2 separate regions of the Homo sapiens genome follow, and region 2 is linked to region 1. The links are chromatin loops, found by intact Hi-C in ENCODE. Cell type or tissue: OCI-LY7. All regions are shown on one strand.

Region 1 (2,500 bases):
AGGATGGGCTCTAATCCAATTCGCTGAAATTTGCATTCACACAGACAGACATATACAGAAGAAAGATGATGTGAAGAGATGTAGGAAGAAGACGGTCATCTCCACGCTAAAGAGAGGCCTGGAAAAGATCCTTCCTCACAGCCCTTAGAAGCAGCAAGCAACCCCACAGACACCTTGATTTCAGACTTCCAGCCTCCAGAACAGTGAGGCAATAAGATTCTGTTGTTTAAGCCGCCCAGTGTGTGGTACTTTGTTTTGTGTTCGTTTGTGTGTTTGTGTATGTGTTTGTTTGTTTGTTTGTTAGAGACAGGGTGTCACTCTGTTGCCCAGGCTGTTCTTAAAGTCCTGGACTCAAGCAATTCTCCCACCTCAGCCTCCCAAAGTGCTGGCTTACAGGTGTGAGCCACTGTGTCCAGCCTGTGATACTTTGTCATGGCAGCTCTAGGAAACGAATACAGCACTCAGCAGTACTTTCCTTCTTAAAGAAGAATTCATAAAGCACTCATGAGAGAAAGAGGGTGCTTTAATAGTGATATCCTGTCTCTAAACAAACAAAGTACCATACACTGGGTGGCTTAAACAACAGAATCTTATTGCCTCACTGTTCTGGAGGCTGGAAGTCTGAAATCAAGGTGTCTGCAGGGTGGCTTGTCACTTCTAAGGGCTGTGAGGAAGGATCTTTTCCAGGACCTCTCTTTGACATTCTGAAGTACAAGGGGTCAGGACTTCAAGATATCAAATGTTTCACATGCACAAACACACACACACTCGGACACACACACACACCTGCTGTGGATCTCTCATCTGCTGTTCCCTTGATGCAGGCAAATTCATCTCTGCTGAGTTGTTGGCTGGTTGCACACAATTCTTCCCTCAGGCCCAGGACATCCATCATCACACCTACTCCAACTTCTTTCTCCCTGTCTTTGATGCAGTTCTGTTGATGTAAGAAACCCTACCTTGGCACTCTACACAGGAGTCCACACCTAGTCATGGAGTCCACACCTAGTCAACAGGACATGCATGCCTTTGCCCCACCATCAATGGAAATGTGGCTACTTCGCAACTGCAGCTCTCTACTTTTGATGCCACAGGCAGCTTCTACCAGCCTCCAAACATATCATTTTCTCAAGCCAGTGTCAAACCCCAAAGCCCACTGTCCCTTAAACTGCAGAAGAATTATATTAAACTCTCTGAATGATCTAGAAATGTCTTTCACTGGGCTTGATGGAGCACCCCCCAACCCTTGCCATTGAAGAGGGGAAGGCATGAAACTCACAGTACACCAACAACTGTGTTAACGAAATCTTTATTATAATCTCCAGTCTCCACTTCCTTTCTTGGCTTTTCTAGTGTTTTTTACAGGCTGGCAGAGAATGGGCAGCTAAAAATAGCAAAGCCAGTTCCTACCACCTGCTGCATAAACTGCCTAAAAGGCCCAGCACCTCACTGTGAAATGTGGAGATTACCTTGTGGTCCCAAGCAAAACTGAGGCAGAAACAATCGCATTTTAACAACCTGTTATAAATGTAACACCGAGTGGTGTTTTTCACCTTTCATATTGGCAAAGCCGTAGAAAAATTATAATATCCTTCTTTAGCAAGGGTGTTGATCAAGAAAACACTCTGATCATGGAGGCCAATTTTGCACAACTGTATAAAGTCAAAAGACATAAAATGAACATTCCCTTTGATCCATAAATTTCTCCTTTTGAAAGTGCCCAAAAGAAATACAAAATAACAAAAATGTACAAGGCTGCTTATTGCAGCATGGCCTATAATAACAGATTTGTAAATAATTTAACTGAGCAGCAATAATGATTCATTATGATGAACACATTCATAGAAATACTTTAATATAGCCCATGAATACTGAGACAGAAAACAATAAGATTAATTGGCATTGTTCTTTCTTCTTGGTCACACAATTAAAGAGTTGATGCATTTTTTGCACCTGTTGACTTAATAGATGAGAACAGCTGAAATGGCTTTCTTGTAAAACTTCAGTAACTCTTCCAGTTGAGACTGAATTTAATTTACCTTGAAACCTCTGGAATAAGTGTAGACACATTAATTTTGCTCATGGCACTATAGTAGATGCTCAAGAGATGTTTGTTGAATGAATAGACACTTGAATGGAAATCCCAGCTCTGTGCAATGATCTTAATAATCTTAATGATTTCTGTGTGTTATATCCACCATTATCATGTACATAATAGGATTCCAGTAAAATAATCTATGTGCATGTGAAAGTCCTTTGTAAAGAGTAAATCATGCTAATATGTTAATGGTTAATATTTTATTAGAGAATATTGTTTTTTGTTCTGGCAAAATCTATGGTATCATTGCCCTTTTACAAATGCTCTAAAGCATGTAGAAGCTAATTTTTTTTCTTTTCTTTTCTTTTTTTTTTTTGAGATGGAGTCTCACTCTGTCACCCAGGCTGGAGTGCAGTGGCACAATCTCGGCTCACTACAACCACTGCCTCCTGGGTTCAAGTA
Region 2 (2,500 bases), 680 kb before region 1:
TTAATCTTTTTTCTTTCTTTCTGAATTTCAGTTGCATCTCATGACATAAAACACACCTTATTACTTGATTTTGGATTCATTTATATTGTTTTTTTTTTTGTTTTTTTTTGGTTTTTTTTTGAGACAGAGTCTTGCTCTATTGCCCAGGCTGGAGTGCAGTGGCATGATCTCGGCTCACTGCAAGCTCCGCCTCCCGGGTTCACACCATTCTCCTGCCTCACCCTCCCGAGTAGCTAGGACTACAGGCTCCCGCCACCATGCCTGGCTAATTTCTTTTTGTATTTTTAGTAGAGACGGGGTTTCACGGGTTAGCCAGGAAGGTCTGGATCTTCTGACCTCTTGATCTGCCCGCCTTGGCCTCCCAAAGTGTATATTGTCCTTTTTTAAAAAGTTGCAGGTATGCAATCATTTTCTTACCAATCATTCTTCTTATCAATCATATATTACTAAAAGTAAGGTATACATCTTTTACCTCCTTGTACCTCTTATTGAACCTTCCTTCATTGTAAATAAAGATAGATTTCTGAGGAATAATCATTTCTAGATTGGTCCAAAACTTGATTGTAGATTTGTAATTTATTTTTCCCCATGGTTACATCTTATCTATCCAGGGAGACTGCAAATACAAAGACTGCTGTATTTATTTCTTCAATAAATAGCTACTGAACACAAGTAAATCGAATTAAAATTAGAAAAAAACCCAGTTTCATAAACAATGCTAAAAGTTTCTTGAGACATCAATAAAAACCATGAACCTTTCTCCCTGAAAAATTATTCTTGCACATTCATACACACACATACCATACTTTTGCTTATAGCTTCAGAGAGATGATGGGCCACGTTTAGCCTATCTCACTTAAAGAACTCCTGTATTAGACTTTATATTTGGTTTTTACAACTGTTCTTTAGAGCAGCAATTCAGCCGTCTGGTCACAAACTTCCCATTCTCATCCTTGCTGTCACCTTGATGAGGGGCAGTTAGATCTGGATTTGTACTGGCCCTCATTTCTCCTCCTACAGCCCTGGCTGTACCATCTACTGATCAAAATTGCCTATAGGACAGACTTAAAAATTTGGACATACAATTTGTCTGCATTTTTGGCCACAGAAGCACTTTAAGGTCTGAGTTGACTGGTACAGGTGTGCCAAGTCCTGCCACCTGTGGCCCCTGCACTGTCATGATGCCCAGGGCCTGCTGATGGCATAGAAATAACAAATCTTCAGAGAGAGGAAGTAGCTTCTGCCAACTGGAGATTTTGAAAACAAAACTTCACATTCTTTTAAAGTATTTTTATCACACGCCTCTTCGGTGCCGGGCAGCATGCTTCAGTGGTTCCTCATCCACCCAGTCAAAGCCAAAGCCTTCTGCTCTGCAGGCCTCACCACCTGTGGCCTCTGCCACTCATCTGCCCTCCTGACAACTGCCCCCTCCCTCACTCATTCTGTTCTATTTTATTGGCCTCCTCCCGGTTCTTCAAATACCTCAAAGACATTTTCATCTAAAGACTTTTACACTGGTTGTTTTCTCTTTCCCTAATATCTGCAGGGCTCACTCCTAACTTCAGGTTTTTGCTCAAATGTCATGTTCTAAGGAAAGCCCATTCTGACCACCTTGAAATTGCTGCCTCCTCACTGCCTAGTACTTTTTAGCCCTTTTACACTTCTTTGTTTTGTCTATATCATTCGACACCTTCTAACACACTAAGTACTTTACTTCCTTATTATGTATACAGTCTGATTTCCCCCTCTAGGGCGTAAGTTCTGTGAGGGCAGAGATTGCACCTCCTTTGTGCTTAATGATATTCCAAGCACCTGTGTGGGGCTGGCTGTATGGGGTGTTAGTTTGTCCCATTGGCTTATTAGGAGCAGGGAATTTCCTCTATCTGGGAGGAGGAGGATCAGAAGGGCCACCTCCACAGCTTAGTAAATAGGCTGCTGCAGGAGAACTTATGCTCATTTTTACTTCCCTAAAACATCACAACTTGAAATACATAGTAAGATGGCTAGAAGAGTTTCTGGCACATAATGAGCATTCATTTACGGAATGCTCCAGCAGAGCATTTTGAGCTATTCACAGGGAGAGACTTAATATAATTTGGTGGAATTGTGCTAGCGGGATGAATGATGTATTTGGAAAGCACGGAGAAGGGACTAACAATTCTACCTAGGCAGGTGGAATTTTCTTACAAGTAGGGCATTTTTGTTTTTACAATGCCTACAGAAACAAGGCAGTCAGTTCAGAGTCTCCTTTGTAGAAGTAAGGTGACAGTTAAACTGTAGCATCTCTAAGGGTATTGGTGAAAGAGGCATAGCAGATGGAATGTCCCCCAATTCTTTCACACTCAGCCTTTCCCAGACTGCCCATTTGTAGTTTCCTTTTCTGGGGGCAGCCATCATTGTTCATTGTTATGTAAATTCACCTTTATGCAAAAACCAGACTTGTAACTAATCCAGAGATGGGATTGAGATTGTCCAAAAAGTCCTTTGAAGAAATGAGATC

The links. A loop is a pair of places that touch in the nucleus more often than their neighbours do. Peaks named below come from ENCODE experiments on the same cell type or tissue, not always from the same donor. Only the 100,000 strongest peaks of a DNase experiment are listed, where the experiment ranks them.
Region 2: it touches region 1 in a loop (8-fold over the local background); 1 of 110 quality-filtered maps calls a loop at or near these places.

Annotation. Positions count from the first base shown.
Region 1 is chr11:59,817,670-59,820,169 of GRCh38, reverse strand. No RefSeq gene overlaps it. Among named protein-coding and RNA genes, the nearest start is that of MRPL16, 8.1 kb to the right of the region's middle. In OCI-LY7, no CTCF peak of the experiment used is centred here; DNase peaks (open chromatin) are centred at 801 and 1,389; H3K4me3 peaks cover 2,285 bases; H3K27ac peaks cover 2,500 bases.
Region 2 is chr11:60,497,861-60,500,360 of GRCh38, reverse strand. The region is part of intron 2 of MS4A12 (membrane spanning 4-domains A12); the gene reads right to left. Among named protein-coding and RNA genes, the nearest start is that of MS4A12, 6.3 kb to the right of the region's middle. RefSeq lists enhancers at 991-1,120, 1,131-1,400. In OCI-LY7, no CTCF peak of the experiment used is centred here; DNase peaks (open chromatin) are centred at 1,330 and 1,740; H3K4me3 peaks cover 2,132 bases; H3K27ac peaks cover 2,500 bases.